Linked DNA regions of Homo sapiens: region 2 is linked to region 1. Evidence: read pairs that join two places in POLR2A ChIA-PET (ENCODE). Cell type or tissue: GM12878. All regions are shown on one strand. Each heading gives the region's core, and the rest is flanking DNA. Links, peaks and the distances in the headings are about the cores only.

The links. ChIA-PET counts read pairs that join two places held together with the same protein. Peaks named below come from ENCODE experiments on the same cell type or tissue, not always from the same donor. Only the 100,000 strongest peaks of a DNase experiment are listed, where the experiment ranks them.
Region 2: POLR2A ChIA-PET joins it to region 1 with 5 read pairs; 13 of 35 experiments call an interaction of 5 or more read pairs at or near these places.

Annotation. Positions count from the first base shown.
Region 1 is chr9:79,699,083-79,714,241 of GRCh38, reverse strand. It overlaps TLE4 (TLE family member 4, transcriptional corepressor), which reads right to left. Exons shown (of 20, transcript NM_007005.6): 9 at 9,340-9,459; 10 at 8,300-8,353; 11 at 7,343-7,495; 12 at 5,992-6,124; 13 at 5,456-5,649; 14 at 4,543-4,619. Among named protein-coding and RNA genes, the nearest start is that of LINC01507, 120 kb to the left of the region's middle. In GM12878, for the core only: no CTCF peak of the experiment used is centred there; no DNase peak of the experiment used is centred there.
Region 2 is chr9:79,556,769-79,571,007 of GRCh38, reverse strand. LNCARSR (lncRNA regulator of Akt signaling associated with HCC and RCC) reads left to right here and starts at 3,056. Exons shown (of 3, transcript NR_184113.1): 1 at 3,056-3,376. RefSeq lists a silencer at 522-571. In GM12878, for the core only: no CTCF peak of the experiment used is centred there; a DNase peak (open chromatin) is centred at 5,557.

The DNA.
Region 1 (15,159 bases), core at 7,802-10,301:
GCCATTACTGGGCAAAGCTATTCATAAAATAAACTTGGTAGCAAGGAGTAGGATGGACAGGAGGAATTAAAAACAATTATTCCTGTTGGGCGCGGTAGCTCAGGCCTGTAATCCCAGCACTTTGGGAGGCCGAGGGGAATGGATCACTTGAGGTCAGGAGTTCGGAGACCAGTCAGTGAAACCTCATGTCTACTAAAAATACATAAAAATTAGCCAGGTGTGGTGGCGCATGTGCCTGTAATCCCAGCTACTTGGGAGGCCGAGGCATGTGAATCATTTGAACCCAGGAGGCAGAGGTTGCAGTGAGCTGAGATTGAGCCACTACACTCCAGCGTGGGTGACAGACCGAGACTCTCTCTCAAACAACAACAACAACAACAACAACAACAAACAACAACAATTATTCCAACAATTTAAGTAAGAGGTACTGGGGGTCCTGAACCAGGCAAGGGCAAGGATGACAAGTTAGAAGGTACAATGGATATAAAATCCTGTAGGACTAAATTGACGAGATCTGAGGAGGAGCTAGAGTAACTGAGTTTCTGAGCTCAGGAAAAAAGAAACATGGTACTTGTAGTTAACAAAAAAAGGGCAAACTGGGAAGAGGACCTAATTTACAAAAGTACTTTCTGAATATAATGAATTTGTGGTGCAAGTAACATACACCCAAGATCCCTAGCTAAGATGCCCAACAAATAACTAGAAATACAGGGCTGGAGGGAGAGGGTGCAGGGAGTCAGAGAAATAGAGTGACCTGACCTCCTCTCAACACGAACACACACACCACAGGTTAAGCTGCTACGAGCAGAGTGGCTCTCCAACAAACATGGCGATGAGAATAAGAGACAGTTGAAGAAAATGCTAGGCTTGGACTCTCTGACATAACTACACTTTAAACAATCCAGACACATGCAATTTGCTTTTTTAAAAACATGTGTGTCAAACTTGTTATATATGGATTATCATCTTGACAAAGACCCAGCATATTTAAAGAAGGTCACTGGCTTTCCCACCTTCCCCTCATTCTCCTCTCTGAGGCCCAGTTCTGTTATGCTGTGCTCATCTCTCACGCGCACAGTACCTTCTCCACATTTCCAATGTGTCACAAGATGGGCTTCGACCTTGAGGTCACAATGAGAGGTCTGGTTATTGTATTTTACATTGAAATACGATAGAAAATTCTGTTCTAAGTAGCATACAGACCAGTGAGTTAGCCAACAAATACTCGTTGAAGGTTTTTACTATGTATCAGGCATTATTCTCATTTGAAAATCTTGCTTTATAAAAATAAATCAATGCAAAAGAGTCAGATTTCTGAATTGTGAGCAGCCTATAATCCACTAACGTGAGATCTTTTATTTTTGCTGTGTTCACATGTCACATCTCATACAATTAGTACCGTGATGTTAATCAAATAGTTATACACTAGCCATAGAAGTCTCATTTGAGTAGCAGGTGAAGGAGAAGGGCCATTTTTGGCTTATGTTGAAATTAAACTATGCTGTTATTCCAACTACATATGAAGTAGAACCTCTGCTAATTCACCTGAGCAGACAAGAGGATTCAATGTGAATTATACAATAAACACCATTTTATTAATTTGGAACATGCATTTAATTATAATTTCTGATCATATCTAGCAATTCATTGTGTGAAATAATTAGAACAGAGACACATAACTTTTATAAGTCTTTCTGGAGAAAGGTAGTTACATTGTGGGTATGTATGGTGGAGGAAGACTTTAGGTGATTTTTTATTTTATTTTCTAGCACACTTAAAAAAGTTTTGTCTTGAAAAATATGCACAAGACAACATTGCACAATTCAGTATCTTATGATCTGGAGAGCCACATAACTGTTATATTCATTTCTGCTGTAAAAATCTATAATAAAAGTATATTATCTCTGTATGCATATAAGTGAATGTAACTTTATACGTCTTCATGCTCTGTTACATAAAGACACACCAATGACCCATCTTCTTGGGTCACTTCTGCCCCTAAAACACAATGTACCTCCTACTACATAAGTAGCTGAAAAATGAATAATATGCTGGGACAAAGCTGAAAGGGAAATAATGCTGGGGTTGACTAAACAGCCACCATGTAACAAATGTGGCACTGAATGAACACACAACATATTATCTTACTTCCTATCTTCACATCCTTCTTGTTGAGGAGGGGCCATCCCTGATTCATGAATGAGCTGATTGAAGCTCACAAAGAAATTGTGCATAAAGCCACTCTTCTCAGTGGTTCAACTGGCAGAGTCTAAATTCAAACTTGGATCTGTCACACTCCCAAAACCATACTCTGTTGACTGCACCACATGCTTTTTAGTAGTGTCATTTTCCTGGTAAAGTGTCATTTGCCAACTGCAGTAGATGTGACTCTGTCACTCTCATAAACAAAAATTCTCAACAATCCTCCAATCCATTAACCCACCCTAAAGGATCTTAAACATTTAAACATTTTATAACATCGAAAGTTAAAACTGATGAAGGGAAGTCAGCCCAAGACTCAGAAGCACCATCTGAGTCAGAGCAGCTGTGATTCCACAGTGGTTTAACTGGTCCAAATCCCTTAGCCAAGGTGTTTCCTTAAAGACACTTACACCCCTTGCCCCTCGAAGCAGCAGCTGAGGCAAGAAGCATCATCTCATTTGCTCTAGTGGTTATGCTGTAGCTCTGGGTACAACTGTTGGTTACCTAAGAAGTAACCAAAAAAAAGGGATAGTACTTCTTCCCTAAAGGAACCCTTCCACTTTCCCCACAAGTTCATATGGAACTTGTAGGTATCTGAGTCATTATTTGATTAATTGTATAACCTTGTTATTTAGCATTGCTTGAAATAGACCCAACTTTCACCTTCAAATACATCAAAGTTTCTTGGTCAATAAGACTTGTTAGTCAACAACTATTTGCAAAACACACACAGGTACACAGAATTTTATGGTAATTGATATTTATACCTTCAACTCTTGAGGAACTCTAATTTGTCTTTTCTCCCCTATTAATCAGCCAAATATTTACCAAGCAACTTGGCTGTGGAGCCAGCACTGTGCTTGATACAACAAAGGAAGGTTAGGATAGAGTCTGTAGAGAAGTATTAATATGCTACAAAAGGAAGAACTGAGATTTGGATTCCTCAGATGGAAAGTAAAGAAAGGGTCTAGGTTAGGCAACACTGAAGGGATGTGGGGAGAAGAGGGCACGCAATTAACACCAGGGTGAAAACTAAGTGCCCGAGTGTGTGGGAGTGAATAAACAAGCAATGGGAGGTCCGAGAAGAAAGAAATCAGCACATATCCATTCCCTGAATAAATCCATACCGTGAGCACCACTATGAACCAGGTACCATTCTAGGCAGTGAGACTGCTTCTATAACTGAATAGCAGAAAGTTCTGTTCTGTTTTCATGGAACTTATAGTCAAGAGGGAGAGGCAGATAATGGCTATAAAAAAGCATTAAAAAGGTAGTAGAAGAGGAAAGAATAGGGAGGAAGGGAAAGAGGGATAATAGGGTTGTCAGGGCAGAACGCTCTGACATAATGACATCTTAGATAACTAAATGAGACACTAAGCCACAGAAAGTTTTGCAGGAAGAAGGACAGTAAGGACAAAATACCTCAAGGCAGGCAAGCTACCAGGGAAGCCTCTGGGAGAAGGCGCCTTGAGCTGCTACTGAGGGTCAGGTCTGGATAGCCCTGGAGACTGGGGAGGCAGCACATACACGGCATGTGTAGTGACAGAGGGGATGCCCACAGAAAGAGTGATGAGAAAAATGCACACACACAGGTGACTAACAAGGCAAGGAGGATCTGCGGGGGAGGCTTCCCAAAGGAGAAGCGAGAGAAAGCAGCCAGCTGGGATTTTAAAGAAACAGCCAGTGCTACTTTATAGTAAAATCTTTGTTTCTGGGAAGATGAAGCCAATTAGCAGAGACAACTGTGATTAGGTAGTAATAAAAAGGTGCATTAGATTAAAATAAAGTATTTGGAATGAGATCCGTTCAGAGAAGGCTAGAACAACTGGTGTGTTGTGTTTTGTCTTTCCTAACTCAAGGAATCTGTGAATACAGAGGCTCCAGATGCCCAGAGCACGGTATAAGAAGCCAACTAAGCAAGTCACCTTTTCTGAAAACAGAACTAAGCATAAGAGTGCCCTTATTTCCTTTCAGCCTTTGAGGTTTGGCATGTCTTTTCCCAACATATTCAAATTTTGAACATTCAGGTTTGCACATAATAATCAGACTTTTGGAACAAAGAATTGCCTTGAAATCTGCAACAGATGTAGAGAAGACCTGACTACTGGAGATGCCTCTGCAATTTGCATTTACATATTAAAGCTCAAAATTTTACAATGCAAAACCCCACTTCATTACTTCTCTTCTTGTGCTAAGAGAAAATGAAAAATACCTTGCAAGGTAAAAAAATACAAGTCATGGGAACTCCCCCAACACTGTCTAGTGGTATTCTAAGTCTACGGGGCCAGCAAGGGACCTGAGTTTGACACACAATGAGCACAGAGGCAAAAAGGTACTCACGGTTTTCCTCCTGGAATGCCTGTCAGGTTTGGAGGTATTGCTGGCACACGCATGTGATGGTGTGGATCAAATCCCACCTAGAATTTTTCCCAAGCAAACAACAGAAATAAGCACAGTTACATTTGACTTGTTTTATCCTTCTCAAAATCTATTCTAAAACCTGGGAGAATAGATCCTTTAAAAATAAGGTTTTAGAGATATATACAGAAGTATTTATTGGTGAAATGATAACCAATGTTTAGGATTTAATGGTAACATACTTGGGGGTGGAACACAGATTAAAAAATTATACTAATGATTATTGAAGCTCATGGTAGAACCAAAGAGTCATTACATTCATTATACTATGTGATCTAATTCTGTAGGTTTGAAGTTTCCAAAATTAGTATCATTTTGGAAAATTTAAAATTAGTATTCTTTTAAAAAGACATATAAAATAAAAAAGAAACTTCTTCACCTTACAAAAGAAAATGGACCTCAAGATTATAATCACATGTAGCTTAACTTATAAATACCCACAGATCTCTAAATACCTTAGATTATATAAATTACATTAAAAAATAGATAGGCCAGGCATGGTGACTCATGCTTGTAATCCTAGCAATTTGGGAGGCTGTGGCAGGCAGATCATATGAGGCCAGGAGTTCGAGACCAGACTGGGCAACATGGTGAAACCCTGCCTCTACAGAAAATTTTAAAAATTAGCTGGGCATGGTGGCGCATGCTGTTTTTTCGAGCTACTTGAGAGGCTGAGGTGGGAGGATCGCTTAAGCCCAGGAGGCAGAGGCTGCAGTGAGCCAAGATCATGCCACTGCACTCCAGGCTGGGTGACAGAGCGAGACCCTGTCGCAATCAATCAAGCATGACAATCCTCCGTGTGCTAAAATATTATTTGTGAAGCTCACAAACGCACCACTGGTGATCTCCCATAGGCAGCAGCAGCAGCGGCGGCGGCAGCAGCTGCGCTCATCTGAGGGGAGATGTTGTGGAGCCCAGCGTAGGCCGCTCCGGGGCTGGTCAGCTCTCCGTTCATTCCAGCATGGGGCACAATCCCAAATGGAGTTGGATATGGACAAGGTACTGCCATTGGGGTCCTTAGGCTTGAGGCTGCAAACCAAAATGGATGGAAGAAAAATGAAGAACACAGGAAACAACAGTGAAGACATTTGTAAACATGTCACAAAATAGAATCTATGGTTCAAATGAGCTTATTTTAATATTCTCAAAAGTCATTCAAGCCTTCAGAATTCACTCATTCACTTTGTTCTATTGAACACTTACCATGTGCCAGACAAGGTTGGTCCCAGGTGCTCGGTTCAGGTTAAGTAACTTTGTCTAACAGCCATTCAATGCTGGTCATTAGCACTTTTAATGTACTGTACTCCTTAAATTGCTTTAAATTCTTAAAAACGAGCATAAAAATATAGAAAAAACTTTTTTCTTACTAACCCAAAGGGTCAACTCCTGGTGGTTTTCCAGGTACAGGCCTCAATCCGGGAGTAGAGTTACTGCCTGGGGTGGGCGCATCAGTTCGTGGAGTAGGGGTATTGGACTTTGAGACGGGAGTAGTAGATTTTTCATTCTAACAAGATGAAATGACATATACCAGCAATTAGAACATGGTTTTAACAATGACGTTAAACAGTAAAAAGGTAAAGAAAAGGAAAGGAGGAAAAGAAATGGAAGAGGTTCTTCAGCTTGGGCCTTGATTTTCTTTAATAGAAAAGTTAACAAAGAAACAAAAGAGTTCCTTGAGACAGCAGACCTAATATTTGGGAAGACATAAACTGAAGCTGAATTTAGAGGAGAGCAGCTCATTTCTAGGAAATTGGTCTGAGTCAGATGAGGCTCACAAACCAGGATGTCCTAACTGTGGCCACTTGCTGGTGACTTTGGTAAAGACTGGGGTAACTGTGGGCTCCTGGCAGATTGTTCATGTCACAAGAGGCTTCCTGGTGAACAGGTCACATTAGAAAACACATCCAAGCTTGAATTGTCATAGAGACTAAGCAGAGAGCAGGTGCCATTAAAAGAAGGCCAGAAGGCCAAGAGAAAATAAAATTTAAAAAAACAACACCAACAATCTAGCCCGTCGCACTTATCCCCCCTAATTTGCAGACCAAGTGAGGAATTTCCTTTCCTTTAGCTGTGAATTCCAGAGGTTATTAGAAAACTGAATTTGTCTTTTTATTCTTTTTTTAAATGTTATGTTACAAGGAAATAACTGGTGAGGAAAAAAGACACACCACACAAAGTTGCAATTAACTACACAGCCACAGAAGAATAGGGTGCAGGGAGATTATCCTGATGGGTGAGCAGTTCATTTTTGCATTTGTGATTTGTGATGTAAGTCAAGATAGACTTTTGTAAATGAGAGATTACTTTTTAGATAGGAAGGGAAAATTATTGCCGTCATATGTAGCTTGGTAATTCAAACAAAGCTAGCAACAAAATCACATTCAAGCCCCAAACTAAATTTACCATAAACCACAGGCGACAAAACCATCTCTGTAACCCCAATGTGCATTGTTCATCTTCGCTAAGACGTGTTTCACTCAATTTCCCCATATCCCTCTTCTATCCTTGCAAAAAGAATCATAAAATAAACACTCATCACCAACAAGTTAGTAAACTTATTCTGCTCTACATACTTTTGCCAATTAAACTTAAATACCGAACATATATACATTTGGAAATAAAAGTCCTGTTAAAAATGTGAGAAATATAAAGATAAAAACATCAAATTCAAACATCAAATTGGCAGAGGCCACACTCAGAGAGATGGTAAGGAGCTGCTTACAAGGCTAAGTTCTTTGGATTTGGAGGAGGGAGTACTGCTGGAAGATGCAATAGAGGCTGGACTAATCGGGGCATCTTTCTTGAGCAGGCGTGTCTTGTCTAGGCCATTCTCTCTGGGGGAATGTGCTGGGCTCCCTCGAGGGGAAGATGGATCCTACAAAGGAACATCGTGGACAGTAATGCAAGCACAGCACATTTATAATGCTGGGGTTGTTGGGTGTGGACATTTCTAGCCAAAAGCATTTAATGCATGCTTAGAAGCACAAATGTGCTAGAACAGATAACAATACTCACTGAAACTACTAACGAAAATATTCAGTATTGAGGGCCCCAAAATTATAGTATTTATAGTACTTATTTAAAACCCAAAGAAAAATCAAAACCCCACCCATCTGCAAATTGCACGTCAATGAGACCTGCAGGCTGACCACAGAGATCTGGTGTGCCTTCACTGCAGTAGAGAATGACACCTTATTCTTAATAGAATAAGAACAATGAAAAAAAAAAAGATCAATAACATATAAAATCAGTAGTACATAATTTTTATGTAAATAAAAAGTGGGTCCCTTTAGAAATCAAGAATATGTTTTGGGCCAGGTGCAGTGGCTCACACCTGTAATCCTAGCCCAGGAGTTTGAGCCCAGCCTAGGTAACATAATGAGACCCCATCTCCACAAAAAATTTAAATATGAGCCAAGCGTGGTGGCACGTGCCTGTAGTTCCAGCTACTCGGGAGGCTGAACAGGGAGAATCACTTTAGCGTAGGAGTTCAAGGCTGCAGTGAACTGTGGTCACAATACTGTACTCTAGCCAGGGCAAGAGAACAAGACCCTGCCTCAAAAAACAACAACAATAACAAAACGACAAACCTCAAGATATTTTGGATACTAATTGTTTGGGCAACTAGTCTTTGATATGGCTGGGCAAGTGCAAAAAATTAAAGTAGCCACAAACATACCTCATTGGAAACGTCAACCACCAAGTTGTCATCACTTTTCTCACCATCGCTGTCCTGCATTGACAAGTGAGAAGCATTATCTTCTCCCCTCACAAAACATACCACATTTACCCTAAGTAAGTCCAGACTAATTCCTCATATCTTATAAAGATGAGCTGTACCAAACAGTGTTAAATACTTGACAATGTCCTATTTTCTTTAATCCTCATGATGATGCTATGGAGGTGGGTAATATATTTTTCAGATTATGAGACTGATGCACTACCCACTGCACCAAGAGGGTGACCTGATTACATTTTTCAGTTACAAACTTGAAGCTGATGGTTGGCTTATTACTCTAGAGTAGAGGCTGCAAACTGACAGGCCCAGGCTAAATCCGGCCTACAGATAGGTGTGGTCTGGTTTGTTGGTATTTTAAAAAACTGCATATTGGGAGGTAAAAATCCAGATTTCCAGCTTTTCATGAGGCCTGCGGCCCTGTAGGACACCAGCAGGGAAGCAGAGCAGGGGCCGCCTGCCTCCACACTGCTCCATCCAGCTTGCTCCCCCATCTCACTCCTGTGACCTGCCCAGCCACTAAAGGAAAATGAGCTTCATTCCAGGCTAGGGATGATCTTGGATGTCTCTCCATGTTTTATTCCACAACATTTGGTATATCCTTCAGCACATGAATCCATCTAGGCATTTAAACACATTTTTTATGATTTTATATTTTTCTGCTTAACAATTCCAGCTAACCACAGAAAATCCAACCACTCTGAAATGAATGGGGAAGCAAATACACCTATAGAAACAATAATATGGATCATCCAGGTCTTCTGTTAGCTGCCCAATGAAGCATTCTATCCTCACATGCATCTGTACACACACAGGACTTCAGCTAGCCAATGGCTACAGAGCTATAAATACAATAAATGTTTTTTGTCTCCTAAAGGATGTTATCCTGTGTTCCTGTGTTGGCTGGTAATAGTCAAAGGGTAAAATGGCTGCAGATAAAAAGGCAAGCTGGCCTCCCCTAACACAAAGGTGAATGAACTTACATAACGAGCTGCAATTTCCTTTTCTTCAGTTTTCTGCTTTTTGCTCTCTGAGGAGTAGTCTGCGGAGTTTCTGTGCTTCTCAGCACCTCGGAAACTGGCTGATGGGGATACTGAAGAGCTCTGGAATTAGAAGGAGAGGAAGCATGGTTGAGAAATTATCATCTATTTAGCCGAGTGATTTTTAAGTCACTTGAGACTTTCTTTTCTTTTTATTCTTTAGCATATACTTGCAAAGCTGTTAAGAGGAGATAGGAGAAAGCGGAGGAGACGAAAGGAAGAAAACAGGGATATAAAGGGAAAGACAAGTAGCAAAAGACAAGGGGGAAAGATAATGGGAAAGAAAGAAAAAACGAGAAGAGGCAGAGAGATGGGACAGAGGGAGGAGAGGAAATAAAAAGGGTGGCAGGAATTAGTGTAAACTCAAAACAGAATGGGTTTGGTTTTACGGATATATTGTACTGTTGAAGTGCCTTTAGAAACTTGGGAAAGGGGCTGGGCATGGTGATTCACACCTGTAATCCCAGTACTTTGGGAAGCCAAGGCGGGCAGATCACAAGGTCAGGAGGTCGAGACCATCCTGGCCAACATGGTGAAACCCCATCTCCACTAAAAAGACAAAACAAATTAGCTGGGCATGGTGGCGTGCCTGCAGTCCCAGCTACTCAGGAGGCTGAGGCAGGAGAACTGCTTGAACCCGGGAGGCAGATGCTGCAGTGAGCCAAGATGGCGCCACTGCATTCCAGCCTGGGCGACAGAGTGAAACTCTGTCTCAAAAAAAAGAAAGAAAGTTGGGAAAGGAAGCATATATGAGAAAAAAGGGAAGGAGAAAAAGCCAGGTTTTTTTGTTTGTTTGTTTTGTTTTGTTTTTAAAGTTTGCTGGCTAATGGGAAGCCAGCATTTCAAGCTTCTATAGAAAAACTATAAAGTAGAGCTTTTAAGAGGTAATTAGTAAGTCAATGAAAAAAAAAGGGGGGAAAGTAATTTTGGGGGATTTGAGCAACCAAAGATGGCAGTCATGTGACATATAGGTCATATTTATGAAGTTTTGCTCAGCGCCATATGTTAGGGCCTGGAAGATACAGAGTGGCAGGAAAAACACCACCTGCAGAAATGCGTATTATTCCTTTCTCACTCCTATAGTTTTCATGAACCCACACCTTTCAATGTCTGGAAACCTAGGAATGCCACTGGGGCCAGGGAATGGAGAAAGATGCTCCATGCCTCTTGGGACCACACTTAGGCTCAGCCTGTATGCTTCACCTCTGCTTTCAAGGAGCTCTCAACTGGAGAAGTCTCCTATACACACAAGAGACGTGGGTGACAAGACCTGAAGCAGAGAATGACTCTATCTGCCATGAAGGTCAGGTGGTTATTGGGCACATTTAGATAATATGAGAGCTTAAAATCATGGATGAAGAAGTGAAAAAAGTGCCAATGAAAACTGGAACAATCTTAACAACTGCCTAGTGACTAAGCTTCAGACAGACCAAAGAAAAGATCTAAATGCAGGTGAGGTGGGAGAGCGGGAGCTGGACTGAGGGCTGCGCTATGCTGCTGAGTGGTGAATGGCAAAAACCTGAGTAACACAGTCCCTTGGCAGGGCACCAGGGCAGGGCTCCCAAGTGTGAATGACCCTAACCCAGGGTAACAAAGGGCTGATCTTGGAGAGTAGTAGAAAGAATATCTGAAAATCTCTATGGAAAAAAAGTTATAGGAAGAACAATCACCACTGGAACGTCTCTGTCTGGCATGCAAATCAATTCAGAAAACTGGTCAGGAAAGCTCTTCCTCATTTATAAATTTATTTCATATAAGACTAACTCTTTGAACGGGTTTTTTTTTTTGCTTTATCTTAGTCTGTTGGTAATAACTGATGTTTATAAAAACATACAACATTTACGAGGCCCTTTTAATTAACTATGAGAGAAAGTGTGTTACCCAGAACTTTTGGGTCTATGTTCCATTTTATTTCCACTGAGCCTTAATGTCACAATCTCTTTTGTGGCATTTCTGAACTTCCAAAGCACATTGTTAAGAAGATTGATGGTCTTTCTTCATACCTGTGGTGATGGCAACTCTTTATTACAAGCTCCAAAGATGTGCAGGTGGGAGTTTGGTGGGGGAGAGAGATGGGACCAGTGAGTGGGTGCCCACTGGGCGGGCTGGGGACCTCTAAATCCGTCCCTGCTGTGCCAGCCCCTCTTGAGGTTTTATATGAATACTCTAGCCCTAGACCTATCAAACGTTCAGCCTTAAACTTAGTGGCAGAAAAGACTGCAGGCATTATTCAGTAAGGCTGAAGATTGACACAAAACATTACGAGCCAAACGATTTTTTAAAGTGGACTACTTCTTGACTTTTGTGTATCTCTGCTGAGTTCCAAACCTCACTCCCAAGCCATGAGACTTGGGTCAACACTTCTGCTTTGCTTTCACACAACCCAATGCACTCAGTAGGTTTTCATGACCACTGAAACCATGCATGCAATCATCATCTGTGGGTTACTATCTACCATACTTCATGCCTCAATCCCGTTTCTAGTTTTCCCCTCTCCAGTCTATCCACCTCACTTCTGGAATTCATACTTCCCAAAGAGAGGTTCAGCCTGTTTTAACTCCTCTTTTAAAAGGACAGTTTCCTACTGTTCACAGGGGGAAAAAAATTCCAAATTTCTGAGTATGGCTGTTTTCCAAAGTCCTCACTCCACACCCCAATCCAGAGTCCTGGCCTTGTATCCTACATCAGCACTATAAGCCAGTGTTCCCCTGGGCTCTGTGTATTTTCGTTGCACCTGTAGCCTTTTTTCCTGGCTTATGGCAATGACTATTTTCTCAAGATCTATCTTTTGAAATCCCCCACTATCCTTAAGAATCAGCTCTAATGTCACCTTTCAAAGCTTCCTCAGATGCTGTCAGGCAGAATTAATCATTCATTCCTCTTTGTTCCCTTAACATTTTGTTCCTCCAATGAGTAAAGCACTCACAACAAATTTATTGCTGTGTTTACAAGGCCACTTCCCACTTTAGGCTGTGGGTTCCCTGAGGGTGGGGCACCTAGCATCATGAGCAGAAGGGAACTGCCCAGAAATATTTCTCAACACAAATGGCTGAACATCCCCTCTGCACGCCTCAATCTCACTCCAAATCTCTTATGATACATTCCTTTTCTGAGCATCACTAGGATGAACAATTCCATGGGAGACCATTCACTAGAGTAAGATTTGTGTTGTGGTGCCCTTGGAATCGGTAATATGGCAATTCAGCCCCTTCCTCACCTTTGCTCCTTTACTTACCTTTAGATGCACTAAATCTGGCTAATTTCATATTTTACAAAAAGAAGAAAAATGGAGTATATATATCTTTTATTAACAATTCTCTGATTCTGCTATATTCTATTGAAAGTTATTTCCACATTGTTTAAGAGGAAAAATTTCTAAACAAAACAATTTCTTAAAAATACTAAAAGGTAATGCCTATTTAGATTTAGATTTTATGTTCATTTATTGGCTCATATGTACAACCAAATACTTTATATTTTTCTTAAGCTAGCTGTTTCCGGTTTTGCAGGCAGCGTTGTATTTTTGAAGTTGACTGTAGAACAGAGTTACATGTTGGAGTTTCTTGGTAGAATGATAAAGTAGTTAATTATCACTAGCATTTAAAGGTTAAGCTGCACAGTGGGCACTGGGGCAATCAGCAATGTTCTAATAACATAATTACTCTGGAATCAAATTGGACTTGGCACAGACTCTCATCATGAATCTTGTAAGTCCACCATTCTGCCACAGGAATGCCACTTGGATCTTTGCTAGGCATGTGAATAAGAGGAATTAAATAAATACCGATAAAGTCATGCTTTTACTAGAAAAGCTTTTTATTTTATTATTTTTTATTTCTCTATTATTATTTTAAAAGCTCAATTTAGATATTTCTCAAGTTTACTACATAAGAAACTTACTGAAGCTGCATTGTGACCCTATAAATCTACAAATTTAGAAGGATTAAACACAAGTCTTTCTCACTACAGTTTGAGTGTGCGTGTGTGTGTGTATGTGTGTGTGTATCTCAGCAAATCTGTTATGATTGGAGAGTCACGGTCACAAGCAATGGCTGATCCAGAGAAAGCAAAATACCCTGAATGTGAATGTTTAGTAAAGCTCTGGATTTTAAAAGTAAACACTTATGCTGGGATATTTAAAAAGAACAGGGTAGATCTGTTTAAGAAAAAGAGCAGGAAAACAAGGAGAAACCAAGAAAAAAATACTAAAGGATTAAAAGACTTATTACATGGAAACCCCAATTGCTTTGGTAGCAAAAGGTAAGCTTTAAAAAGCTATAATCAGGTTCTAATTTCACTATGAGAAGATTCTAGTTCCTAGATTAAAGACCATCCCAGACTTTACTAGGGCTGTTGACCAAGTCAGATGGAAAACTGACACCTCCAGCAACTTGAAAGGGAAGGCCCCACCCCTCCACCTTTACTCCTCTGCCACCTCAAGATCAAAGATGACAATGTATGAGAAAGACTTCTATAAAGTAACTTCCCCCTCCAAAAGAAGATGCTGTTGTTATAATTAGCTAATTTTAATAACAGGGAGCACAGATTTTAATAGCAGGCAAGAGCATCTCTCTGGAGTCAGACTGCCTGGTGTGAGTCTAGAGTCTTCACTTAATAGCCGTAAGGGATGTTGCTTAGTCTCAGCCTCTCTTTAGTCTGGGGTAACAACACACCATTCTCAGCCCCACGGGCTGCTTTGAAGACCAAGAAAAATAATCCACATAAAGTACAACGCGCAGTCCCAGGCACATAGCCTAGCCCCTCAACAGTGCAACTTAGTCCTATCACTGTATACTGGACTCCAGTTGATTCTACTTACTTTAGAGATTGGGATGGTGACCTAGTGTGGATCTTCTATTTTAAACCTTATGTTAGGTCTTTTCTAGACATTTGTGTAGGACTTCCCCCAGCATAGATATTCTGATGCCCCATAATTATAGGGTTTTAATATGCTACTATTCACCAAAACTTTTCTCCTTTCAACAATCACGATAAGGTTTTGGTTCAATACTGCACAGAGGCAAGACTGCAAATACCATCTCCACAATGGACTTTCTAATTTGATTTCAAATGCACACCATGCCAATTTTGCTTTCCATTCACACAGGTGCAGTGCTTAGACTTCCCTGCCCATAGACGATAACAACCAGAAAGAACATGCTAAAGGTCGCATGGAAACCATGATCAAGCAGCCTAAAACTCATTCGTTATGGCTTGTTTGCTCATCAGCTATGGCCTTCAAAAATCGTATCCACACGGTACAAAAGGGTAAATCAGTTTTCAAACAGATAAATGGGATAATGAGGAGTCAGAAGGTACCACTAAAATATGTCAAGGGTAATTGCAAGTCCTGGTTTGCCCTTTCTACACCTGTTGTCCAGACTTCCCTTCACTCTCAAAAATGGCCAAGTTTAGACGATAAATTATAGTTACTCTTAACTATAGTTCAGTCACTATAGGAATTCTCAAACATTAATCAGAGTCAGGGACGATTCAAGTTGAGTTTGTTTTTGGTGATGGGGACAGGGGTGGAGGCACAGAAGACAGAAAGCTGAAGAAGGCCCCTGTAGATCCTTTACTGATGCCATAACCAAAGTCCTCAATCATATTTTCCTCTGCAACCCCTTAGAAAAGCAAAAGACCCATGTCAAAAATAAAAATGAACACTGGTGACTCTATAGTCATGAATCATCCAAAGAGTTGATCATGTTCACCAGACCACAAAGCACTGTATTTCTGTTTTTTTGGAACTACTTTGAGTAA
Region 2 (14,239 bases), core at 4,487-6,986, 140 kb after region 1:
CTGGGGCCGGGGCCGCGGGGTGGGCGGGGAGCTCGTCCCTCCAAGCCCCGCGGGGGCTGTGATTGCCATTTAGTTCCGAAACAGGCCTCCCTCCCTCCACCCCCGGAGGCACTCGGAGAGAAAGCGCATCCCGACGCTCCATCGGGGGTCGCGGGGGGCAGTAACCGTGGGGGCTCCGGGTGGGGCTGAAGATCCGGGAATCAGAGACGCTGGACCTCCAAAGAAACTTTGCCGACTGGGCCACGTGAACCCCGAACACGGTCGGTACTGAACAGAGCAGGCCGACGGGGCACGGGTAGAAAACGCCCCTGCGCGCCCTGGGACGTTCCCTCCCCCAGATCAGTACCAAGACTGCGCCTCTTTTTCCCGCTCTTTGGAGAAGCAAGTCAAGTTTATCCCCGTTAAAAACAGAGCAGGGTGCCACGCGGGCCCGAGAGATGGCGGAAAGGTGGGGGTGGCCCCAGGGGCAGATGCTGGAGGAGGAGAGAAAGGGGCAGCCATGGCTGAGGAGGGGCACCCCTAGGGAGGGGCCTGGGAAATGGGGGCGGCCTCCGTCAGTGCGCCTTTCCATCCTTAGTCCGTGTCCAGCTGGAGGCAGCGCCCCAGTTCAAGGGGAGGCTGCTGAGGCTCGCAGTCTTTTCTAGCGAGCGGCTAATCTTGGGGACAGGGAAAAAATTCGGAAAAAGTCAAGAAGAGTGTTGGCTAATGTAACAGGCTGGGTTTTAGACGTTTATTTCTATGCGTGCTTGCCTACTGTAACTTGACCTGTTGGTTGAGATGGTGCCGCCGGTTCGGCGTTAGTGGAAAACTATTCTTCTTAATGATATCCCTTTCCTCAGTGGATGACTCGGTGACTTAATGTCCAACCTAGCACGTTCTGTGAACCTCCTTCCGTTCTGGCCACTGTAGTGAGCTGGTGCAAAGGAAGGCTATGGTGGTCTTCACCTGCCTCTAATTTCATACTAAAAACCCAGAGCCAAAGTTCACAGAATGTTTCAATTCGGCAAATATTTTCGCCTCCATCCCCAAAATAAGAGGACAGAGAAGTCCTTTTGACAGTTTTCTGAACCTCTGCTGTTCCATACCTAGCCACATGTGACTGTTAAGCACTTGAAATGTGTCCAATTCAAAATGAGATGTGCTGTAAGTACACATATATGTGGCATTTTGAAAAAATTAATGTGAAAAAACTGCAGCTCAATAATTTATAATTATGTCAAAATTGTGATATTTTGAATAACTCAATTAAAAATATTAGTAAAATTAATTTTGTCTGTTTCTATTTATTTATTGTATTGATGGGGGTCTTCCTGTGTTGCCTAGGCTGGCCTCAAACTCTGAAGCTCAAGCTATCCTCCTGCCTGAGCCTCCAGTGTTGTTGGGACTGCAGGCACACACTTTTTTTTTTTTTTTTTTTTTTTTTTGAGACAGAGTTTCGCTCTTGTTGCCCAGGCTGGAGTGCAATGGCACGATCTCGGCTCACCGCAACCTCCGCCTCCTGGGTTCAAGCGATTCTCCTTCCTCAGCCTCCCGAGTAGCTAGGATTACAGGCATGCGCCACCACACCCAGCTAATTTTTTGTATTTTTAGTAGAGACGGGGTTTCTCCATGTTGGTCAGGCTGGTCTTGAACTCCTGACCTCAGGTGATCCGTCCGCCTCGGCCTCCCAAAGTGCTTGGATTACAGGCGTGAGCCACCGTGCCCAGCCTCTTTTTACTTTTTTAACTTTGTTCCTAGAAGATTTTAAATTATGAGGCTTACATATTTCCATTAGACAGCCCTGCCCTGAAACCTTCCCAAGAATCAAAAGTGAGAAGACTTTAGTGATACAATTTGCACACGAGGACAGCGAAGTTTCTAAGAACACCAGCAACAACCATGTTTTATTCTAAGGTTGGTTAGTTGCTTGCTCCCACTAGAGCTTTTCAATGGTTTGTGAAATCACCCACAGTGCCTCTGTAGGAAGTTCCATGTTCTCTATTTTAGCCAGAATGTTAGCAAGTTCCATGAGAACAGGGACCTGGTTGTGTTCACAGTTGCACTCCAAACTCCCCAAATTATGTCTGCCATCACTGTCTGGTAGTTGGTGCTCAGTAAATATTTGTTGATGGCATTAATGAATGAATACCTCATTGCATCCTTATAGGAAGTTTCCACATCATTTGGGTCATATTTATTGAAATTCTGTGCAGTTTTCTCTCAGGACAGGAAACGAGAATTCTAAGAATAGAACCCGAAGAACTATTGAAAGGGTCAGTGGACAAAGAGGAAACTTTGCTCTGTTAGGAAATATCAGATCACTTATAGCAAGGATCTTTCCCCTAATCTCTCTCGATGGTTTGTGTCAACAGGAAAGTGGCTAGAGAAGTCAAGATGTTTCTTTATTTTTTAAGTTCTGTATTAAAATATAGCCCTTGGATGTGTTTCACATTTTGGCCACGTGGCAGAGCTATGTAACTCACCTCAATGTCTCAGAAAGATGCAAATGCAGCAACTGGCGGCCCAGCCCTAGCCGTAACACAGACTGTAAGTGGGGCTCATGGCCACTTTTTCTCCTTTTCTCTGCTGTGCTTCTCTCATTGCACTTCTCGCTAACTGTTGAGCCAAGCTATGATGTTATCTGGAGGCCTGTCTTATCCCTACCACAGAGTGGGGGGTAGGTGGGGTGTTCCAGAGTTTTCATGTGGGAGGCACTTGGCAGCAACTTTCATGTTAAAAGCTAGGCCTGAAAGCTCCAATCTTGAAGTGACATATGCCAAGCATGCTTTTCACTTTGGTTAGATGTAAATCATTTATTTATTACTTCACCAAATATTTATTAAACCTACTATGTGCCAGAATATGGGGATTTCACAATAAAAGTGGCTATTATTAATATGTTGCCTCTTAGCTCCAAATTCATCCTCATTGCCTGCCTAGTGAAACTGAATCTGAGCCCTTTAAATATTTTCCAGCTGTTAAAAAAGCTAGGTCAATAGAAGGCGCTGGAGAGACATTGCAGGAGGAAAGGGTTTGGTTTCCTGGTTCCTGGCTCTGGTTGCATACTGGGCAGGTTCCTACAGCACAGGTAGCAAGCAGCAGCACCCAGCAGCCAGCAGCTTCCTCCAGAAGCCCCTTAGGTGGCTTTGGAGCAAGTGCCTCTAATGAGTCACCTCCCTCAGCAGCTTTCCTTGGAACCCCAGAGAATGGATTTCCAACGAGTTCTGGAATGTGGATTTCTAGCAAGTTCCAGAAGGCAGAATTCTAGCAGGGCTCTCCTGCTATTCAGAAAGTTACAACTGTGCCCTCTCCAGCAAAGTCTGGATCTCAGCCAGCCCTAAGAGTGTGTCTGTGTCTTGGAGGAGCTCTTTTTGAGATGCTGTATCTCAGCCCTAGGGTTAGTAAGTAGCTGTTCCTTATATCTCTATTTCTGTATTATTTAGAGCTCTCTTTACCTCTTACCAATCTCCCTTTGATCCAATTCCCTGTTATAGGTAATAATTTTTTATATTGAACTTTCCTTGTTGAAATTACTGTTTTTCTCTCTTGATCGGATCCCGATTGATACAGTAAACAACATAAGCAAAGTGTCTTTCTTGCTGGAGCTTACATTCTGATGGGGGGAGATAGACAAACAGTTGCATAATATGAAGGAGTGACAGGAGTAGTAGAACTAGTTCAGATGGGAGTTCATAGAAGCCTTCTTGGAGGAGGTGACATTTAAGCAGAAGCCTGAATGCCTAGAAAGAGTCAGCCAAAGCAAAAATCACTGAGAAGCAAATTTCAGGTGGATTCAAAAGCCTCATTTGAGGAAGTGTTGGTGAATGTGAGCATTTTTTAAAGACTGGTACATGCTAGACACAGAGTAATATAAGATTAGGTCATGGCTACATCACTGGGTTCTGGTCACATTGAACTTCTTATGCCTAATAAAAGCTTTCATTTTCTACTCTGATTATAATAGCCATTGTGGAGGGAGAAAGGCTCGTAAGCAGGGAGTGACAAGATCATTACAAATATCAACTTGGTATAAGGTGCCCACGTTCATACTTGACCTAAGATTAAGAAAGTACCCTTTGTCATATTAAAGAATTATCAATTGTTTTTAATTGGGGGCAGCTGATAAAGAGTACAGAAGCACATATGCTGCCCTTCCCACACACATCCTTTGGTACTGCCACTACCTCACCCCCACTAATGAGTGATGGGTCCATTTTAATTTGGAAAGAGGATGCCTATGCAAGTTTGAATGTCAAGCTCTGCATTGAATATATAGCTAGAACAGCAATGATCATAGAGAATCAAGGACATGCACATCCATTTCTAGATCTGCAATTGACTTGCTCAGAAACCATCCTCCCATCTATGTTAAGATAGAGAGAACTGGACAGAAAACTCATTATTGAAAAAGATTCAGGACATCAATGCTAAAGAGAGTGACAAATTTCTTAACTTGTCTGGTTAGGTAGAGGTTTGTTGCCAGCTGCCTCAATGTTTAGTGGTGAAGACTGCCAAGCTATCTTTGTGTTGGGATGTCCCTTCTTATCTTGATGGATAAAAGGAATGTAGGTACCCGTTGCCTTTTTGTGGGGAGGGAACTTGGCTTGGGAGTGCAGTGGACAAATTTGCATAGGTACTAAGGAGGCTTCTGGGACAAAATAACTGTCCTTATTGAAACGCTACATTATTTGAATGCTTTGAGATTATCCCTAATTAAGTCTGCAGGCAAGAAGGAGCACTGAAGCTTTCTCTTCCCTCCCGGAGATTATGGTGCAGACACAGTGGTGTATGTGGGAGGGGCTATCTAGAACGCAGCTGAAGTCAACAGGAGAATGGACCAGTGACCCAAATTCACTAGCTGCAATACAGAGGCAGGAAGTATGGATCTTTCTCATTCGGAAATAACTCTTTATTGAAGATACAAATCTCCTTTTGGATTAGACATCCTGGCATTAATGGGGTGCTTCGGGATAAATAGCTGAGTGTGTGAGGAAGATAAGGCTGCATAGCACTTTTATAGGCACACCTTATGTCAACAATGGAGCTGAGGGAGACCCTGACTTCTTGCTAGTCTGAACAGTTGTCTTGAATAGTTAAAAAGAGCTGTGAACTTATTTATACTCTATAACAGAGATCATATCTAAGAAATACACTACTAAAAATGACTCCCTTACTTGAGGAACGCTCACATTGTCTTTAATTTTCTAGAATCTAGAAGGGATCTTTAACAGCTGCTTCTGTTTCATTCCCCTGCCTTTAAGCAAACAAGATATTATTATCCCCACTTTAAAGATTAATCAACTGAGGCTCAGAAATAAGTCACTTGCCCAAGGTTATATGGCTTGTAAGTACTGAAGCAGAGATCAGAACTCTTGTCTCCTACCTCCTGATTTAATACCTTGCATAAACCTGAATTCCACAAATGAGTATTCAATTAAAGTATGTAATTTGAGCACTATCCAACTCACCTGCCTGGTTTACTCCTTTTCAAGCAGATGTTTTATTGCAAAAATGGGGGCAGAGGGTGAATCAGGGAGATGACTGTGTTGCAGCTGCCACTGTGCAAAGGCTGAAACTGAGAATTACCATGGCTGCAGGAAGCATGGCTCACTCCCTTCAGCCTCCGACCTCAGAGTGTCTGAAGGCTCAGTAAGGAAGTTCCAAAGAGATGCACAGTGCTGAAGCCCTAGTCCTTTTACTTTCAACTAACAGCAGGGTTCACACCTATGCAGCTGCTCTTGCCGTGCCTTTCCACAGGCTCCCACTCTTGCTAACTATCACAACAGCCTATAGGGCAGACATTACAGGAGAAAATCTGCGCATTTCCTTTCTGAAATGAGTGGTGCGGGAATGGGGTAGGTGTAGGAAAGTGTAAGTAAACATCTTACTGCTTTGTACAAGAAAATAATTCATAAGAGTCTAGTATTATTTTTATTTATTTATTTTTTGAGATGGGGTCTCACTCTGTTTGCTCAGGCTGGAGTCCAGTGGCGTGATCTCAGCTCACCGCAACCTCCACCTCCCTGGCTCAAGCGATTTTCCCATCTCAGCCTCCCAGATAGCTGGGACTGCAGGTGCAGGCCACCACACCTGGCTAATTTTTTGTATTTTTGGTAGAGATGAGATTTCACCATGTTGCCCATGCTGGTCTCTAACTCCTGAGCTCAAGCCATCTAACCACCTCAGCCTCCCAAAGCTCTGGTATTACAGACATGAGCCACCACGCTTGGCTGGAAAGTCTAGTATTATTTTCATTAGAACTGGGGGTCAATTCACGGTCTACCATGATCTGGCTAACTTTGGGTAACCCCTTTAACCTTTCTGGTCTCATCTATGTTGTGTTTTATCCTTAAGGGAGGTAAGTATGATCTCTAAACCCCTTTCCCCTAAATGCAAACATTTGCTGCTCTAAAAAATGTTGTATTTTATCATCTCAGAGTTGGTCATATGGAATGGATTTTGAATTAGGATCATCTGCTGAGGTTGATTATATTTTCCTTACCCCTTTTTAATACTTCTGAAAAAATTATCTCTTGCAATGAAGATTATTTGGGGGAAAGTGGCTGCAGACGCATTTGTTGAAAATTGATTAGTTGTCTCATAAAATGATCTAAACTGTAAGGAACTATATTCTTAATGCTACTATGTGGGCTCCTACTGCTATAATTCAATTCAGGACTTGTCCTCAATATTATGTAGCCCGGAACAATTCTGGTAAATCACATGACTTCCTTTAATAGCAATCCTTGTAAAATAGTGTGAGTGAGCCATCATTCACAGTGTAATATCTAGTCCAGTGCACTACTACTTTTCAAAAAGACAATGATATTCTGAGAAATTTTCATTCATGGGGACACCCTCTGCTTCTGCTCCTTGCTTTTATATAGAACAAAATTTGAATGCTTTTATTATAGGTTTTTATTAAATATGTCTGCAAGAAAGACCATTTGATACCTTATTTTTATATGAACCCCGAGTGTTTACATAGTGTTGTTACATATTATTACCTCTGGTACTATGTAAAGGTACCAGCAGAGAAGCAGAATGGGTATTATAATCCCCATTTTACAGACTAGGAAACTAGGTTCACAGAAACCAATGGCCTCTTGAAGATTATACAAGTAGTAAAGCAAACAAGTTGGGAATCAAACTTGACTTTTCAAATTCCACTTTTTTTCTATTCTACTAGAGCTGACTTTTTTTTTTTTTTTTTTTTTTTAGACAAAGTCTCCCTTTGTCACCCAGGCTGGCATGCAATGGTGGGATCTCAGCTGCAACCTCTGCCTCCCAGGTTCAAGCAATTTTCGTGTCTCAGCCACCTGAGTAGCTGGGATTACAGGCGTGACCACCAGGCCTGGCTAACTTTTATATCTTTGATAGAGACGGGGTTTTGCTATGTTGACCAGGCTGGTCTAGAACTCCTGACCTCAAGTGATCCACCTCCCTCAGCCTCCCAAAGTGCTGGGATTACAGGTGAGAGCCAGGGCGCCCAGCCTAGAGCTGCCTTTTAATGCCTTACAATGATTATTATGCTTTGTGCTTTACAAAGTGCTTCCACATGCCTTTTCCTTCCTTCCAAAACCTTGTTGGATGGGGAGAGCAGGTGGTGGTGTGACCATCTTAAAAATTTGAAAACTGTAACTCGGAGAACAGTGACTGGCCTGGCTCAGAGTTGGTGTGTATGTATCAATACAGGTACACACCAACTCTACAATCTAAGTGTGTATGTATAGAAAGGTGTTATCAGTATAACCCATATGTCAGGAAATGGATGCCCTCATCTCCAGCCTCTGCTGGATTCCTTGTTTTTATAGCTTTAGACAAGAATGACTCACCATCAACCCAAGTACAATAAGAAGTTCAACATCCTTCTCAGTAGCTCCAGGGATTGCTGTGGGAGTACCTCTGTTTCTCTGTCATTTCTTGTTTCTGATGAAAGCTTGATCTCCCTTCTATGCCCCCTGCTCATCTGTCCATTTTCCACACCAGACTACCCTTTGGGACATCCCGTACTCTTCTGAAGTACCGTGACCCAAGCCATGTGTGAATGCCTTTACTGAAGTTTTGGGGGATGGAGGGAGTTAATGAGTCAGACGGGCACACACTGAAAGTGGAATAACAACCATCCCCATCCCTTGGTTATATCTGCCCCTTTGAAATGCTCAGTAGCAGAGGCCACTCAGTCACCATTCAGTCTAGCAATTCTCCTTCCCTCATCTACTCTCACCTCATAGAAAATCTATGATTAGCATGATTGGCATACTTTTCCCCCGTACAGCTGCTACTGTGTAGTGTTTTTATAGCTTAGGGTAGATTTCTGAATCTGACTAATTTTTGCAACATCTATATGAAAGAGAGAAATGCAAAAATAACTCGCCATTCCCAATTTGTAATCCAGACTGAGGCACCTTTTATAATTTTTCCAGTGAGAAATTAAAGAGAAATTACAGTTTTTAAAAGGAAAGTCATTCTGAAAATAATCTTATAATCTCCAGGAATGACTTTCATCAAGGACTTAAAAGCAATAAAGAACTTTTTCCTTTATAAGGTTAAGAAATTTGGTCCTTATGCTTTCTTGAAAGGAAACAGTTTATTTTTAAATCCTTAGAGGAACTTATATTCTTTGAAATTTTTAACATGTGATTAATCATTCGGAAAATTATTTATTATGATCGCAATTTTCATATATAAATATATTTTCATAAGACATTGAAAATGTGAATGAATTGTCAGATATTTATTGCAAATTAAATTTGGAAACATTTTTATAACATTTACATTGCTGGCCAGCAATCCTTCTCTAACAACTTGCTCTGAAAACAGTAAACATGTGAATCATGTTGTAAAAATTAGATTCAGAGATCTCCTCTAACCTATAAAAACTATAATAATGGCCAGGTGCGGTGGCTTACACCTGTAATCCCAGCACTTTGGGAGGCCGAGGCAGGCAGATCATGAGATCAGGAGATGGAGACCATCCTGGCTAACATGGTGAAACCCCATCTTTCCTAAAAATACAAACAATTAGCCGGGCATGGTGGTGGACGCCTGTAGTCCCAGCTACTCAGGAGGCTGAGGCAGGAGAATGGCGTGAACCTGGGAGGCAGAGCTTGCAGTGAGCCAAGATCGCACCACTGCACTCCAGCCTGGGTGACAGAGGGAGACTCTATCTGAAAAAAAAAAAAAAAAACTATAATAACTGTACTGGGCAAAAAGTATGGTTAACTGTACATTTTCTATCAGTTCTAGAGCAGGATGTTTAAAATACCTGAACACAACCACATTTAACACTTAGCTTTTGAAAATTTGAGAGAACTTTAGATTTTTGATGAATGAGGGATGTTAGTCACATACATTTTTGAATTATTTATGCAATGCTTAGGAAAATGTATAATCAAAGTTGCATCAAAGTAAGTTTAATTAAATTTTTATTATCTGTAAAGCTACTGCATACACAACTAGAACTTTACTAATTATTAAAACCAAATATATACAAAGTCATAGCTTAGGGAGGAAGAATTGGCAAATAGAGTACTAACTAGTAATTCAACTGAATATTTAAATATATAAAGGGATGTATAATTTTGTTTTTGATATTATAAATATAAAGACTTAGAGTACTGGAAAGTCTCTAATATGAATCTTGCCTCACCAAGCTCTCTTATATCCTGGAAAGGACTTATATTTATTCCACAGCTAGGTTCTGTAATCAACCCCATTGGTAGCTAACATTTATTGAGTGTGCCACACATCCTAATATAAATGATTGAATACAATCCCATAATCTCCATCTCATCTTCTTTTTAAAGGTGAATCCATGGAGCCTCAGGTTCCCTAACTTGTCTAAGTTCAGCCAACCAGCAAATTCAAACCCAGGACTTTTTTTCCTCTGGAAGGGTTTGTTTTGTTTGCTGTTTTCCAAGCTGCCTTCACATCAGAAAGAAATGATATTTAGATACATAATTTTGATATGAAATGTGTTTTGCTTTCTTCATTTTGTTTTCAGGGAATAAGTTGTGGTTAATAATATATTTTATACATCTATGTTGCAAAATCTTTAGAAGAATTTTGATGTGAATTAGTAAGTCAACAAAATGGTTGCTAAATTTATATTTCCTCCATTGAACAAGGTTAAATTCTAATTCATTTGGAATTGTTTTCATGTTCTGATGAATAATCAAATGGCCTATTCTTTAAGACCACCTTTTTACTTTTAATTCTCAGCAGAGAAATAATCACTAAAATTAGTGTTTAAAATATAGAACTAGGAAACATACTTAAATAACTTTCCAAAGCCTATAGTTACCATGATACCCTGGGAACTTAGAAATAGTTTAAGTTTCAGGCATGGTAACATGCAAAAAATATTCAATCATAAAGGAAGATATCTTGACTAGCAGACACACACACACACGCGCACACACACACACACACACACAGCCCTGTGTGTGTCAGCAATTGATTTCATAGATAATTTCCTGTCCACTGATGACTGCCCCCAAATCTTTCTTTAAGGGCAAGGGAAAACTGAGAGTACTTAATAATATAGCTTAATTAGCTGTATTTCTTATATTTACACTAATAATGTTCTGATATACTTGTTTTGATAAGATTAGAAAACAAGCAAAGCTAGTACAAGGCACTATATTGTTTGAGAAGATCTTTGATACATTTTAGCTTCACTGTTCCATAAAGATTCTTTTTTCTCAGTAGGCTTCACTTGAGATAGTCTAATATAAAAAAGAATATAATATTCATAACTTTTTTTTTGCTAACAAACTTAGATTTATGAGAGACAAACATCAGAGATATCAAAATTTCATGTCAGAGTTGAGAACAGAAATAAGCCGAATTCAACTTTTGTTTTCTGAAGCCCTGCTGAATACATTGTCTGGATTGTACCACAGAATGCTGAAAGCAAAACACGGGTGGGTCTATCAAACAATCCCTGACTCTGTTTATAACAACTGAAGCTGTGCCTTTCATATCGGATTCCCATCAGAAAGGGCAGGGGGGAGGAAGAGATAAGCTCATCAGTGAAATAGTATCCTTTAACAACAACCAGTTACTTCCTGCAATCAAAACCATGCTAGCATGTGGCTTGTTCAAATAAAAATTACTGGACTGGAGCCAAACAAGGAAAAAGTAATTGATAATGTGGTTTTTCAGAAACCATCCATCCATCAAATGTGTCAGTCCTTCATAATACTTTATTTCCCTTCTGAACAAAGATCTTTAAAATTCATTGTGTGCACTTAAAAACAAAGTGTCCTTGTGCTGGTTTATAAAGATTCTCTTTTAGTTTGGGTTTGTTTTGTTATTTGATTACATTCCCTCCCATCCTGCATTTTTTTTCTCCCAGATAGTTGCTGGAAATTTCTGCCATTCTTAAACAAAGCATCTTTGTGCTGTATCAGCTTGCATTTTCCTTGGATTGTGTTTGGATGATGCCTTTTCACTGACTTCAGCACTGGAGTATTGTAGCCATAGCCTTAGTAAGTAGAGTGTAACAAACAGATTCACCAGCCCTTTTTGTGTGTTGCATCCTATTAATCGCTGGTGAGAAACACTTCTTGGAGTAAGGCACAGGGCCTATTACAAATAGAAGAAAAAACGGGTGAGGAAATATTGGATCATACTTGCAACTAGAGAAAGCCATTAATAGTCATCATAAAAAGAAATGTCCCCCTTCTAGTAATTCCTCCAATACATATGACAATCTTATAACTAAAACTTTTTATTTATTATAGGATTCTAAAGATCAGTTTGCAAAACTGATAGTACGTTAGCTCACCAGCGGTTTCCAAAAGCAACATCTATAAAGTAAATTTCAGCAACATTCACTCATTTCTCCTCTTTATGACTTCCATATTAAAGCTGGGCTTACTAGAGATTTGATGCTACACACATACACACACACACACACACACATTTTGCCCAGATATGAGCAAGATCTTGTCCATATCTTGCCATATCTTGCCCATATCTTGTCCAGATATGGGCAAGATCACACCTCAAAATGCATAAAGAGATATTAGTTTCCCAAAAATTATATTTTAAATTATAGTTCTACGATTAAAACACTGAAAATATGAGAAATAATGAAGCTTTGGTGAAGAAGAAATGCCACGTGATTGAGACTTTTTTCACTTCTTTCAGCTACCTCTTTTATAAGTCAACACAATCATATTATGATTTCTTTTGAATACTTCTAGCGCTATCAACTATTGACCTGCCAAATACTTTAGAATTGTAGTTAGATTTCGTCTTCAGTGTCTTAGCACATGCTACCAAGGAGCCAGGCCCTTAGGAGATAGTTATTCCTGGGAGGCAGCTAAATCCTGGCCAGAGAAGCCACTCGTGTTACCTCACCAGGCATCTCAGGAAAGTTTCTTTTTAAAGAATGCCAGGAAGAAAAAGTTTCAGTAACAGCACAAAACCTCTATATTACAAGTCCTGCTTCTGAAATTTCTCTTTTGGCCTGCCCCAAATTAATACTAAAAAAGTTACATTCATACCAAGATAATAATAACAATTTTTATTTGTACCTTTTTTTGCCTACGAGATGTTACTACTAGAATACCAAAAAGAAACAAATGTTCACTCCTCATCCAAAGATTGCAACACAAAGAAATACAAAGTATATAAGGCTTCAGGGTTATTTTTGGTGGGACAGATATTATTCATTTGGAAATAGCAAAGATATCAAGTACTAAGTCATCATTCCTGGTGAGTTCCTTGAAAACAAGACCTAATTTAGCTTTTTTTTGTGTGAGAAATTACAAGAAAGTCAATGATACAAATTATATTTTCAAAGGTACTCACAAAAAAGAACTAGAAAAACACATATAAATATTTTCATCCTTTGTTTTTCAGCTAGAATTTGCTGTATGTCAAATTTGTCCATTGTTTCACAGTAGGTCTTGTGAGAAGATAAAAATGAAACAGAATAACTTTTTTTTGTAATATTTTAATGTGCTTTGACTTTGTTTTGTATTTTCTCAAACTGAACTTTTCCCTATTCTGCCAGAGACATCTGAAAAACATGCCTCAGAGAATTTTTGGATTGTTATAGATATGGTTCAAAATGAAAAAAAGACCTAATATTCAATTTTTGATATTCAAAAGGGGATTATGTCACAAGTCAACCTATTGTTGAAAGCCAGGCTTTGTCAAAACAGAAATAACTTTCCAGAATAATCATATTGTGACATCAAGAGCTAGGCATGAGGCTGGGAGTGGTGGCTCATGCCTGTAATCCCAGCACTTTGGGAGGCTGAGGCGGGTGGATCACCTTAGGTCAGGAGTTCGAGACCAGCCTGGCCAACACGGTGAAACCCCGTCTCTACTAAAAATACAAAAAATTAGCCAGGTTTTGGGGTGAGTGCCTGTGATCCCAGCTACTCCGGAGGCTGAGATAGAAGAATTGCTTGAATTCAGGAGGCGGAGGTTACAGTGAGCCCAGGTCACACCATTGCACTCCAGCCTGGGCAACAAAAACAAAACTCCATCTCAAAAGAAATAGAGCTAGGCATGGGTGACTAGATAATGATTTCTTCCATGGAGAGGAGAAGCTAGGCAGTGAAGCTTGCTACCCTGGGATAGCAGAAGGATATAATGATAGGAAATGAAAAACCCCAGACTTATTCCTCTTGGTCTGAGGGTTGTGGGAGGAGAGGAAGGATAGTAGTGGTTAGGCTACCATCTTTTCTCTTGGGGCCAATGTTCCTTGGGTAGACATGTATATCAGAAACATAAATCATTTAACTGATTTAATAAATATCTTTTCACGCTTTTCCATATCTGAAATCAGGATGCATCAGGATGTGTCACAGCTTTCTGGGCATTATTATTAGGTTATTATTATGTTATATTATTAGTAGTAGGAGTAGTACATAGAACAATGGTATATCTCAACACCAATGGCATCTTAGAGTCAACGAAATGTGTTAGGTTGAGGAGAAAGGGGAAGAGAGTGGCGTCTGTGCTCCTTTCCATCTAGGACTCTGTCCTCACAGACTGCTCTCAGCAACCAGGAAGGCCATATGAAAGTAAACCCACATGTCGCCCAGGGTGAGGTAGAAAGTGGACCTCCTCCATCATTTTCTGCTTCTCCATAGCATGAATGAACTCTAGAATATCCAAGGAGGGTCTGGAAAGCTCAAGGAGAGTTAGGTAAGAACCTTCTAGGAGGAGGGCAGTCACTGTGTTAGGGGCAGCAATTGAGGACTGCCTGGCAGAGTGGCTGGGCCTGGATCTC